2 separate regions of the Homo sapiens genome follow, and region 2 is linked to region 1. Evidence: chromatin loops called from intact Hi-C (ENCODE). Cell type or tissue: sigmoid colon. All regions are shown on one strand. Links, peaks and the distances in the headings refer to the core of each region. The heading gives the core; the rest is flanking DNA.

Region 1 (8,480 bases), core at 2,803-5,302:
CAAGACTATTGCAAGGAAGGATGTGTTCCTTGTATCCCAGATGGAAACTTTGAACACATTTTCCAACAGAAACATTATTATAAATGGTGGATGAGTCTCACGGTACAATTCGCACAATATAGTATTTCAGACACATAAAGGTTAAATAATCTTTTTCAGATTCAGGTCTTTCCCTAAAACTTTGACTTGACTCCAAGTAGTCCCTCCCCTGCCCCGCTCTACCTTCCCCGCTCAGTCTCTTTCAACCATCGAACTCTTAAAAGCATAGGGCTGGCTGGGCACAGTGGCTGACGCCTGTAATCCTAGCACTTTGGGAGGCCAAGGTGGGCGGATCACTTGAGGTCAGCCGTTCGAGACCAGACTGACCAACATGGTAAAACCCCATCTCTACTAAATATACAAAAAAAAATTAGCCTGGCATGGTGGCGGGCACCTGTAATCCCAGCTACTCGAGAGGCTGAGGCAAAAGAATTGCTTGAACCTGGGAGGTGGAGGTTGCAATGAGCCGAGATTGCGCCACTGTACTCCAGCCTGGGCGACAGAGCGAGGCTCTGTCTCAAAAAACAAAAAAAAAACAAAGAAAGAAAAAGAGTAGGGCTATGCCTATATTCTCTGCTTTTACCATGCGTTCGTTTCTTATTCTTTGCTTTATATCCAGTGCTCGGTTTGGTATAAGTACTCAGTACATTTTTGTTGAATGAAGAAATTGATTTGTTTATTTACATCTATCAACCAATAAAACTACATGCTTAGAAGTAATCAACTTCCTCCTACATATTTTTAGTATTAGCAACAGTAACAGTAGTACTGTAGTAGTCGTTGCTGTTCTTGTGATCATTGTTATGTGGGTGATGATTGTAAGGATAATGTTCATCACAAATCCCCCTAACTCCCCTGATCGGCATTCAACTCTGATAACCACCTCCTGGAAATCCTCTTCTCCCTTGACTCCCCAGATTCTACACTACACTTAAAATTTCTTGGCCAGGCGCAGTGGCTTACGCCTGTAATCTCAGTACTTTGGGAGGCCGAGGCGGGTGGATCACAAGGTCGGGAGATCAAGACCATCCTGGCTAACATGGTGAAACCCAGTCTCTACTAAAAAATATGAAAAATTAGCCGGGCGTGGTGGCGGGAGCCTGTAGTCCCAGCTACTCGGGAGACTGAGGCAGGAGAATGGCATGAACCCAGGAGGTGGAGCTTGCAGTGAGCCGAGATCACACCACTGCACTCCAGCCTGAGCGACGGAGCAAGACTCCGTCTAAAAAAAAAAAAATTTCTTTTATGGTTATTAATACATTTGCTGCCTCTTCTTTTCTCTTCAGGGACTCTAACTATAAATTCTGCCCCAAAGTTTTATGTTGTTTTTCTCTCTATTCTTTCTCTCTTAGCAAACTCACTCACTCCTACAATTTCAACTCTAATTCCTCTTGCAGAACAATCCCGACTGAGCACCTGACCCTGGCTTCTCTTCAGGTTCCAGACTGAATAGACACCTCTGCGTGGATGATCTTTTGGCCTCTAGAACTCAGCATATTTCCCCTCCATCCTTATTACTCCTGACTTAAATTGGACTGAGAGTGTCAGCTGACTTTTTCCCTTCTCTCTTCCTACATCACATGAGTTGTTTCCTGGCTCTGTATTACTCTTTTCCTTTCTGTTACCATTACCCTAATCCACTTTACACTTACTACTTCTCCCCTGGACTCTTCCTGGGTCTCCTTGCTCCTTCTGCTCCACCTGCTGCTTGTAGTATTACCGTTGCAAATAAGTCAATCATGTATCATCATTCAGGTCTATTCATACAGCTCCCCTACTCAAAAGCTTTCAACTGCTCCCCACTGCCTAACAGCTCCACTAGCCTGCCTACCCCTCATCCTCCATTGTACCTACATGTGCCCTAAACATCATCTAGGGTAGACTATTTTTTTCTGCCTAAATATACCAATATTTTCTTGTATATAAATATTTGGTAATGCTATTTTTACCAGAATATGGGATTGCTTAATTTTTCAGACTTGCATCAATTCCAAATAATAATACAATACTGTTGTGAGTAGTTGAATGGGTTTCCAAAATGGAGGTGAAGCTAGGAGAGAAAATGAAAGAACTGATAGTATGGCTAGGTACGCAGGTGGCTAATGAATGAAGACGGCAAAGTCATGTAATTTTTAGGAGCTGGGGAAAGCGATGCTAGGTCTGGGCTCACATTCTGAACTGACAGTAAGGTGACAAGAGTAAACCGACAGATATATATACTATTAAAGATGTTCATCTTCATTTAAATGGCTAATAATTATTAAAAAAAAACTTTGATATTCATATGGATCCAAAACTAATAAGATCCATAAAATATGTAGTGTTGACTTTTTCACATTTTGATCAGTTGGGTTATCACAGCCCAGAATAAATTAGATGTAACAAGCAGAATTAACTAAATATGTTACATCTTTACATTGTGGGCAAGATTTATGTACATATGTACATGAAGAGAGATATATACACATATACACACGTGTATATGTATATGTGTGTGTGTTTACCTATGTATGGAAGAGAGTGACAGGAGAGAGATGATGCTTGGAGCTCAAAGGGATACATTCTCTTGGGAATCATCAAACCTTTTTGAAGAGGGGAAGGTAGAGGATACTTGCATAATTTAGGCAAGGGGCATATTCAAGGCTTAGAGAACTGACATTCAAAGGCTCCTTTCAAAGTGTGGCCTAAAAAAGAAAACAAAATCCAATTGACAGATGAAGACTGGCCAGACCGAGAGAGAAGAGGTGGCTTTGGTGTTCTTCAGCTCCTTGGAGATGAATTTATGGAAGAAGGAAAGTCAATCGACGGCTGGGCGTGGTGACTCACTCCTGTAATCCCAGCACTTTGGGAGGCCGAGGCGGGCGGATCACGAGGTCAGGAGATCGAGACCATCCTGGCTAACATGGTGAAACCCCGTCTCTACTAAAAATACAAAAAAAATTAGCCAGGCGTGGTGGCTGGTGCCTGTATTCCCAGCTACTTGGGAGGCTGAGGCAGGAGAATGGTGTGAACCCAGCAGGCAGAGCTTGCAGTGAGCTGAGATCGTGCCACTGCACTCCATCCTGGGCGACAGAGCGAGACTCCATCTCAAAAAAAGAAAAAAAGAAAGTCAATTGACTTGACGTGAGAGGGAATAATAGCTGTTAAAGAAATGGAGGGATTGAAACGAACTATTATTTGTGAAATATTTGAATTTTGCCTTCACAAGAGTATGTTTTCTAGGAACCAATGTGTAGCACAACACTTTGGTACAGCTCTTAAAATAAATTCTAAATTGTTCTTTAGACAGTATAGGTTTTCATTAGCTATATTTAGATTTTATTATGTTTTTGTTTCCAAAGTTAATATAATTTGTATCCTGTGCAGATTTGGATTTGCTGTTCCCCAGAATAAAAACAGCAATTTCAGAAGGCTACGTAATAATTTTAATGATTTCCACAGGTTCTAATTGTCTGCCTACCTGGTAACCCCCCGGACCACCACTAGCTGGTAGAAAGACACACCCTACTCACATATTATGCATTTCCATAAAGCTGCCAGAATCCTGAGTTGCCATGTACTGTCTACCTACCTTTCTGTAAAGCACAGCAATGGAAACAGTATGCAGGGAAAGTGAGAATGACCAATGTATGGTGATTATACTGTGGTTTCAGTTGTCAGTGTGCTATACTTTGAATGTGTTTTCCAATTATTTTGTGCCTTATGTCTGCCATTCTTACTTTTTATGTCCAGTTTTCTCTTTCCTGACCCAACATTAGCCAATTTTGCTTGGCGAAGGTGATTTTTGGCATGAATGCAAGCCTCATTATAGTTCTGCACTGCCGATAAGCACAGCTCTCTGCCTTACTTGGTTCTTGCTTTTGAGTATCGCCCACAGCACCCACCTACACAGAGGGCAAAGTCTTTGTTCACATCTCCTCATCAAAAGTGAAAATTAGAGCAGGACCCAGACAGTTCTAACCCAACTTACTTTCTAGTACTATTTTGGTCACTATTTACATTTGCTGGTGAAAAAAGCAGAGGGTTTTTTTTGTTGTTGCTCAAAGCCCTTTTGAAGCCCCACAGCACAGCAGAAATTATATGTTTGTCTGGGCTTTGCCAGTCAGATAGAAGAGGGCGGTAACTACATGATGAGGATAGTGACGCGAATAGCCCTGTCCTGTTTTATGTTATTTCTGCAAGCATTTTTAATATGCCATAAATCAAAAGTACTTGAAACTATTTCTGCCTGAGATATAAGCAATGTTAGCCGTCATTTCTCCAGGCAGCGTTCCACCTGACATATAAATACAGAATATTTCAGTCTCCTTAGAGATCTAAAAGAAGTGGATAAGGAGGTGTTTATTTTTTGTTCCGCTATTCATCTTCTGTATATCATAGCCATGAATTACAGAAGAAATGATCATAATTGCCCCATGGCGGCCAGACCATTAATTTCATACTCTGATTTTCCTTACTTATGGCATCTCAAAAATTATTTTGTTGAGCACAGTGGGCATTCAAGTACCTATCCATTAAATGAACAGAGGGTGGTGGTAAGTCTCCCTTTCAACATGCTGACTCTCAGATGTTGGTGTGAGGGTGGCAGTGCCCTCTGACCAAGCAGGGAAGGGCTGCTGGGCATGCAGCACTCGCAGCAGTCGATGGACTCTGTGATGCAAATTAACCTGAGCAGTAGGTGCCTCTGGCTGTGGGGAAAGTGATAGTGGTGTTTTATTTTTGCTTTGTTTCTACCCTTGTACTTTGCCAAAATGCATGCAGTGAGTACATGCTACTTTGGTAATGGGCAAAGTGTCGGGGGAGTTATGTGTTCAGTCGTGTGGTTGTTTGGTAACGGACGTGGTACCTGAAACAGAAAGTGGAATCTGTCTGCTCTACCAGAAGATCGTGAATGAGCTCCCAACCCTCTTGCACTTCTTGTACTTTATTGCCATTTGTTCATTTTTGTGACTATAGCAGGGGGAGATAGAGGGAATGGAAATTTATGTTAAAAATGTTTTGACTTCACAAATGCTTTGACTCAGGCATTTGATAAAATCTTGATGAATTTCTAAAAAGCTGGAGAGTGCCAGCTTGGTCAGCAGTATACAGTTAGATGGCCCTAATATAGAGTTTCCATAAGAAAAATAATCACAAAAACTTAACAAAAGTGTGATATATAACATATAGGTAAATATGGTTGCCCATTTCTTATTCCCCAGTTGTGATAAAATAGCAACTAACATCTATTGAGCTCTTATATGTGCTAACATTGTGTTTTTATGTAATAATCCTCATGTCCACCATATGAGATAGGTACTGTTATTATTCCTTTATTTACAAATGAGTAAACTGAGGCCCAGAAAAATGTAAATAACTTGCCCAAAGTCACATGACTAGCAAAGAGTTGGAGCAGAGATTCCAACTCAGGCAGCCAGACTGGAAACCTTGAATGCTTCATTACTCTACCATGCATTTGAAGGTTTCACCACTAGACTAATGACCTCTCTAATACTAGAAACTCAATTGATCGTATGACAGTTGAATTTAGTGCTGGGAGATGACCTCTCAAATGTCTTGCTGTGATATAGATGAAAACATGGGTTCAAAGAGGTCACATGTCCTGCCTCCAGCCACGCTGCTAGAGAGAAAGTGAAGCTCCAGTTCGCCACCCACTCGTCGCCACCAACGAGCCATGCTGTCTCACCCAGGAATGCCATGACAAGCAGTTGACTGTCATTACATGAACCTGTTTGTGTTTTGTCTTATGTCTCCACAGGAATTAATTAGTTTTTAGACAGAAGCGCCCAGTTTTCACTTTTTAATGAAGGTTGCCACTTTGGAGCCCAGCTCATGACAGAAAAGACCAACAGCAGAAAGTCCTTATTTAGAAAAGAGCGGGGACGCAGAGTAAGCTGGGACCTGGATGGCCAGTGCACTTCTTAAGCTACAGAGAAACCTAGACCTCCCACTGTGACATCCAGCCTGCCACGAGCCTTAACACCAATGCTCTCTTGCCTTCATATCTTCAGTTCCTCTTACATAAGAGGTTTCTATGGAAAATACCTCTAGGTTTGTGACGAAAGTATCTGACATGAGGCTTCTGCACACACAGACATGTTGGATTGGGAGAAGTTAGCACTGGTGTTAAACATACCATTTAGGGCAAGGAAAGGCCAGGAAATGAAATATTTGTTGACTTTATTACTTCCTTGCTGTCTTACACGCATACAAATATCATGGGCTCATACCTCACCAAATCCCTAAAAGTATTTCAGGTGACTTAGAGAGATGCATATGGTACAAAAGGATAAAAATTAATAAGAAAATCACAGAAAAAAAGATATGAAAATAATATGAAATCAAGAATAGAATTCATAAACAAAATGCCTGCCATGAAGTCCAATAAAGCTGCTATAAGGAGAGCTCCATGTTTGGCCTGGGCTTCATAGCAGCTAAAGACAAGAAGAAATCGAATTTCAGTAGCCCGTGTCCTTAATAGAAACCAAGTCAAGTGCTCAGGAGAAGCACAGCTTTTCCTAGCACTGACACCAGAGAGGAATTTCAGCTGTAGGACCCTCATGAAGGGTGCACTGTATAAGTGCTTCTCACACCTGAATGTGCCTGCAGGTCACCTGGGAATTTTGTTAAGATGTAGGCTCTGATGCTGTCAGTCTGGGGTAGGGCTCAAGATCCTACAACGCTGCTGGCTCTCAGAGCAGGCGTTGAGTAGCAAGTATATATGCCATGCTTAGGGGTCTGAAATTATTCTGTAGATAGAGCAGAACTACTGATGATTTTTCAGCAGAGGATCTCAGTCAGGTTTGTTTTGGAAAGATCATTGGTAGCAATGTAGAAGACATTGCAGAGCAAAGAAAGATCAGTGGAAGAAAAACTGTAAGATGTAGCTGATGTTCTTAAGAATATTCTTAAAGGAAAAGCAGTATCAAGTTTCTCAGAGCTATTTTGTATAATGCCGCTCAATGTGGACTGATGGCACACACCTAAAGCACATGCTTCCACCTGGAACCAGATGATGGTTTTATCCATGAATTAAAATTTGAATATTGATATGGTTTTGCAGTGTCCCTGCCCAAATCTCATCTTGAATTGTAGCTCCTATAATTCCCACGTGTTGTGGGAGGGACCCAGTGGGAGATAATTGAATCATGGGGGCAGTTCCCCCATACGGTTCTCATGGTAGTGAATAAGTCTCACGAGATCCGATGGTTTCATAAGGGGAAACCCCTTTCACTTGGCTCTCATTCTCTCTCTTTTCTGCCTCCATGTAAGATGTCCCTTGCTCTTCCGCCGTGATTGTGAGGCTGCCCCAGCCATGTGGAACTGTGAGTCAATTAAACCTCTTTCCTTTATAAATTATCCAGTCTCAGGTATGTCTTTATCAGCAGTGTGAAACCAGACTGATACAAATATCTAAGAATTGTTGTAACATATATATTGCAAATCTTTATTAATGTTAGTTAATTAAAGTAATCTTTTTATTATAATTAGGCCGCAGATTTGATGTTTTACTCTCTTGCAAGAACCTGGAGTTCAGGCAGCTTATTTCCCTATAAAGGGGAGATTATTGTTATTTTGACCTTTATCTGCAGAAGGGAGATGAGAGTGAAGAGGAGTATTCATCCAGCAGGCCAAGAAAAATGCACAGAGACCTGCAACAAAGAGCTGAAGCCGGGGAAATAGGATAAAACAGACGTTGAGGGATACTCCCAGAGGAGAACAGAATATAACAAGTAGGAGGGTGAGGCCAGGAGACACCTACACATCCAGTCCAATCTTAGTCATCATTAGGGACATTGGTGTGTGAGGCAGGCACCACGACCACCCCACTGGGGTTCAAGTCCCTGGGTCAAAGACAAACAGGAAGTAAAAGTACCTTGATGATAGGTCAAATAACGGTGTTCTGGAATCCTTTAGATATGTCTTGCCTTACGTTAAATTGCTCTTAAGAACCATTTAAATTTCGGTTGAGAACGATCTAAATGTTTTAAAACTTTGTCTGCAGTTTAAAGTGACTGTAGGACTAGAGTGACCTGAAAAATCAAGGCACCCTTCTGAATTTTCACCAAGGGGCAAGAGAAGAACTGTCTCCACTAAGCAGGATTAAAGGAACAGTGGGAGATGAGAGAGAGAAGCTTCTACGATTACACTCAGGGAGTCCTACAGAGCCAACGTGCCAGTTTCATATGAATAGGAAAAAGACGTGGAAAGAAGGCACTGTGCTAATAGTGGTTATATCTGAGTGCAGGAATTATGGAAATCTTTTTCCCTCTTAATGCTTTTCCATTTTTCTTCAATTAGCCTGTATTATTTTATAATCTGAGGTAAAACATAAATTTTTAAAATTGATATTAGGTCCTAAAATAGGGTTTGATCCCTTAGTGGGAGATCAAATGGACTTAGCATTTCAGAAATTGGACTGACAAACCATACTAACAGCA
Region 2 (5,490 bases), core at 1-2,500, 70 kb before region 1:
ATCTTTATTGTCCACTTTATCTACATGTTATAAAATAATACCCAGGAAAGTTAAATGATTTGCCCATGGTCACACCACCCAGGTTGGTTTAACTTCATAGCCCATGCTGTTAACCACATGCTTTACTGCTTACCACCTGGCAACAGTTGAAATAGTCGATCAAAGGAACTTTATGTAATGAAAAAGATGGTGGAAGTAGATTTTAGGGTCTGGGTGATGGGAAATTCAACTATAAAGCAACAGAGCCAACTGGACACCTTATTTTTGTCAACTGAACGGGGAAATAAGACATGTTTTGTATGGGCATCATACTTATTGCTTTCAAACATTTTGAATATTATATTAAAATGAAGTGGCGAAGTAATTCAGCCTTGATGTAGATGATTCTGGAAAACTAGATACACTCTAAGTCATTTTATTTTATTTATTTTTATACAACAATTTTCTTATCCATTTATTGGTTGATGTACATTTGAATTGTTTCCACCTTTTAGCTATTGTGAATAGAAGTGTTATGATAAATTGTGTACAAGTATTTGTTTGAGTACCTGTTTTCAGTTCTTTGGAGTATTTACCTGGGTGGTAATTGCTGGGTCACATAAGAATTCTATGCCTAACTTTTTGAAAAACTTCCAAACTGTTTTCTACAACAGCTGAAACATTTTACATTTTTGTCAACAATCTAGGAGAGTTCAAATTTTGACACATTCTCATCAACACTTGTTATTCTCATCATCATCATTATTATTATTACTATTGCCATTCTACTGGGTATGTAGCAGTACCTCAATGTGTTTGATTTGCATTTATTTAATGACTAATGATGTTAAATAACTTTCAGGTGCTTTTAGCCTTCTGTGTATCTTGTTTTGAGAAATGCCTATTCAAGTTCTTTACCCATTTTTTAAATGTGAATTATTCTTTTTTTTTAAATATTTTCTTGAAAAGTAGTAAACTTTTAGTGCAGATAATGTATGTTGTCTTAAAAGTTTGCATAGTCTTATATTTCTTTTTCAATTTTATTTTTATTTTTTTTTCAACTTTTATTTTAGATTCAGTGGGTACAGGTACAGGTTTGTTACCTGGGTATATTGCGTGATGCTGAAGTCTATGGTACAAATGATCCTGTCACCCAGTTACTGAGCATAGTACTGAACAGTTAGTTTTCCCACCCCTACCCTCTTCTCCCTCCCACCTCTAGTAGTCCCCAGTGTCTATTGTTGCCATCTTTATGTCCATGAGTACCCAATGTTTAGCTCCCACTTATAAGTGAGAACATGTGGTATTTGCTTGGGCTAATGGCCTCCAGCTGTATCCATGTTGCTGCAAAGGACATGATTTCGCCCTTTTTGTGGCTGCATAGTATTCCATGGTATATATGTACCACATTTTCTTTATGCAATACACCATTGATGGGCACCTAGGTTGATTCCATGGTTTTGCTATTGTGAATAGTGCTGCAGTGAGCACTCATGTACATGTGTCTTTTTGGTAGAATGAATTACTTTCTTTTGGTTGTATACCCAGTAATGGGATTGCTGGGTCAAATGGTAGTTCCATTTTTAGTTCTTTGAGAAATCTCCAAACTGCTTTCCACAGTGTCTGAATTACTTTCCATTCCCACCAACAGTGTATAAGCATTCTCTTTTCTCTGCAGCCTCACCAACATGTTTTTTGACTTTTTAGTAATAGCCATTCTGACTGGTGTGAGATGGTATCTCATTGTGGTTTTGATGTGGATTTCTCTGATTAGTAATATGGGGCATTTTTTTTCATATGTTTGTTGGCCACTTGTATGTCTTCTTTTGAGAAATGTCTGGTCATGTCTTTTGCCCATTTTTTATGAGGTTGTTTTTTGTTTGAGTTGTTTAAATTCCTTATAGATTCTGGATGGACCTTTGTCAGATGCATAGTTTGCTAATATTTTCTCCTATTCTGTAGTGTGTCTGTTTACTCTGTTGGTAGTTATTTTGCTGTGCAGAAGATCTTTAGTTTAATTAGGTTCCACTTGTCAATTTTTGTTTCTGTTGCAATTGCTTTTGAAGACTTATTCATAAATTATTTCCCAAGGCCAAGGTCCAGAATGGTGTTTCCTGAGTTTTCTTCTAGGATTCTTATAGATGGAGGTCTTACATTTAAGTCTTTAATCTATCTTGAGTTAATTTTTGTATATGGTAAAAGGGATCCATTTTCATTCTTCTGCATATGGCTAGCCCACTATCTATATCCCAGCACCATTTTTTGAATACGGAGTTCTTTCCCCATTGCTTATTTTGGTTGACTTTGTTGAAGATTAGATGGCTGCAGATGTGCATCTTTATTTCTGTGTTCTCTATTCCATTCCATGAATCGATGTGTCTGTTTTTGTACCAGTACCATGCTGTTTTGGTTACTACAGCCTTATAGTATAGTTTGAAGCCAGGTAATGTGATCCCTCCAGCATTGTTCTTTTTGCTTAGGATTGGTTTGGTTATTTGGGCTTTTTTTTTTGTTCCATATGAATTTTATAACAGTTTTTTTTCCAATTCTGTGAAAAATGACATTGGTAGATTGATAGGAATAGCATTGAATCTGTAGATTGTAAAATGCCTTGGCAGTATGGCCATGTTAATGATATTGATTCTTCCAATCCATGATCATAGAATGTTTTTCCATTTGTTTGTTTCATCTATGATTTATTTTAGCAATGTTTGTAATTCTCCTCGCAGAGATCTTTCCCCTCCTATTTTTGTGAGTATGTAGCTATCGTAGATGAGATTGCATTCCTGATTTGGCTCTCAACTTGGATGTTATTGGTGTATAGAAATGCTACTGATTTTTGTACATTGATTTTGTATCCTTGAGTCTAGGTCATTTTAAATTAGAAACAGCTAATGCTTAAATCTCAAGAACGTCCTTTCAGCAGCTATTCTAAACTCAAAATAATCCAGTATAGGAAATAGAGCTTTTGTTAAGTATTGAGACCACTGTTTTATATTGAACTGTCTACAAATCTGACATAGCATAGCTTAGTGCAAATATATTTTATAAACTTTCCAATTAATATACATTACTTTTTTTCTTACCCAATTGAACCAAAAAGTAAAAAATTTTAAAAACAAAAAATAAGACATTATGAGCATGCCAAATTGGGGCATCTAATGCCTAGATTCAAAGCTTATAATTCAAATAATTTATTACTTGGCTGATTCATGTCATTTGATCATTGAACAATGTCACTATTTTTTAAATCTTTGAAGTCAAAATTTGACATAGGTGTTCTATCTGCTTCCTAAGAGTACTATACCACAGAATGGCCACTCATGTAAATTTTGTGTTAAGTATATTTAAAGTATACATTATGCTTATTAAAATTTGTTAAATACAGTAGTCAGTTTCCTTTGACATTTGTCAAATCACACATTAGATTTTAGTATAAAGTGTAACAGTGTCAAAGACTTAGAAAAATATTACAGAAGGTAGAGATTTTAAAAAAAATTAATTGACCCCATTTACATTTGGTCTTTGAGGATAAATTATTTTCTGCACATCAGAGAATAGTTGCTTCTTCCCTAGAGCAAAGTAAAGGTTTTTTTCTCCCTCATTCTCTTAAAGTTTGTATTTCAGCCCAAGTAATAAATGAGTTTCAGTTTCTGCGGCCTTTGCTTCAGAGAGCTTCTCTGAGGGTGAGCTTTGAAATATGATTAGATCTTAATTCTTTAACTATTTCCATAAGCTTGTTTCACAGTTTGCTTTCTTATTCAGTGAGCAGGGTGGGGAAATGCATGTAAATCTTATGTGATCATTTATGGGTGTTAGCCATGTAAATATATGTTGCAATGGTGAGAAAATTAGTCCTGAATTATAGTGAGAGAAGAAAATCAACTGTCCCATGCTATTCCTTAGGTTAACTGCCATTAAATAAATATTATAAAAGTCCACAAAACTGACCACAGTTACTAACTCTGTGTGGACAGGGAATGTATCCAGTACCAATAGACATATTCAGAAATAGGACCAAATTCAGGAATATATGGGCATTTCTTCTTAGAATGGATTCATCAGTATTTAATGAGAAACTCAGTAGGTCCAGTATTTAATGAGAAACTCAGTACTGAGTTTAATGGAAAACTCAGTAGGTCCAGTATAGGAAAAAGAGCTTTTGTTAAGTATTAGTAAATAGGGGTATTGATAAGCATACACTACAACACTTCTCAAAAACGGTCTTGTTTATTCCTTCTTTAATAAAGTATGTGGCTTTCCTATGGGATTCTTATAAAATGAATAGGCAGTGACAAAAACCTGAGCACTTGTAGTTCCTAATTATTAGCTTCTGTTTCTGGGTAAAGCAACCATCTAACATGATTCAGTCAATTTTCTAGAAACGAATTGAAACTGAGGAGTCACTAAATATGGATCAGTGACATTTGCAGATGTTTTGCTATTTAAACTAGTTTGCCATTTTCTTGAGTTGGGATTTATATGTAATGATGAAAAAGGACAAGAATTCTTGAATTAAAGTACCCTTTCCTGTGATGATGACATCAAACTGAGAACTTGTCCTTGACTTAAGATAAGATTCAAAAGTCTTAGGATACAACATCAAGAATAAGAACAATCTTATTCATACCTGACACTTAGTAGATAGTACACAAATGTTTGCTCACTTCCTACCACTCTCCTGTCTCGATTACTCTTTTCAAGAAGGGGCTTTCAAATTAGAAATGTGATAATCAGAAGTGTTGTAAATGACAGTCTGCCTACTACTTAATAGTAACTTGCTAGGAACAATTATTAGCTTTTGTGTTTTCAACTAAGTTAGTAAGATTTTATTGTTTAGTACAATGTTTGGGGAAGTTATAACTGCAATGTGAGAGTTTTTTCTTTGAATTGATATTAAATTATGTCTTTAAAAGGTTATTTTTTATCATCAACTTTCTTTAAATATTTGAATTATTTTTAAATGCCTTAAACTATTTATGGCATATAAAACAAATTGTTTACCAAGACAAAAAAATGCCTTTTTTTTTAAAGAGATAAGGTCTTGCTCTGTCACCCAGGGTGAAGTATAGTGGTGCAATCATAGCTCACTATAGGCTCCACCTCCTGGGCTCAAATGATCCTCCTGCCTCAACCTCCCAAGTAGCTGGGATTAAAAGTGCAAGTCACTGCACCCTGAAAGATGCCTTTTTTTGGGTAAATTTATGTCCAATTTTCATTTTACCCCAAATTCTCTTTTATCTCCACTTAGAAGAAATAACAAAAAATAAAAAGTATAGTAAATCATATTTTTCTATACTTAGAAACTTTTTCACTTCCACCTCTCCCTCTGCCTTACCTTTAATATGCTAAGTGGAGATAAAGAAATAGCCATCTTTTTATCTAAAAGCTATAAAAATCTCACCAATTCAGCCCATACAGCCTTCTTTTTTTAATTAATTCATTAAACAGTATTTTTCAAGCAACTACTAAGGGCTGAACAATGATGCCAAAGCCACGAGCTGTGTTAAT

Evidence for each region. Peaks named below come from ENCODE experiments on the same cell type or tissue, not always from the same donor. Only the 100,000 strongest peaks of a DNase experiment are listed, where the experiment ranks them.
Region 2: it touches region 1 in a loop (2.1-fold over the local background); 2 of 110 quality-filtered maps call a loop at or near these places.

What each region holds. Positions count from the first base shown.
Region 1 is chr17:65,708,253-65,716,732 of GRCh38, reverse strand. All of the region lies in intron 23 of CEP112 (centrosomal protein 112), which reads left to right. Among named protein-coding and RNA genes, the nearest start is that of AXIN2, 150 kb to the right of the region's middle. In sigmoid colon, for the core only: no CTCF peak of the experiment used is centred there; a DNase peak (open chromatin) is centred at 4,282; H3K4me3 peaks cover 326 bases.
Region 2 is chr17:65,778,522-65,784,011 of GRCh38, reverse strand. All of the region lies in intron 21 of CEP112 (centrosomal protein 112), which reads left to right. Among named protein-coding and RNA genes, the nearest start is that of AXIN2, 220 kb to the right of the region's middle. In sigmoid colon, for the core only: no CTCF peak of the experiment used is centred there; no DNase peak of the experiment used is centred there.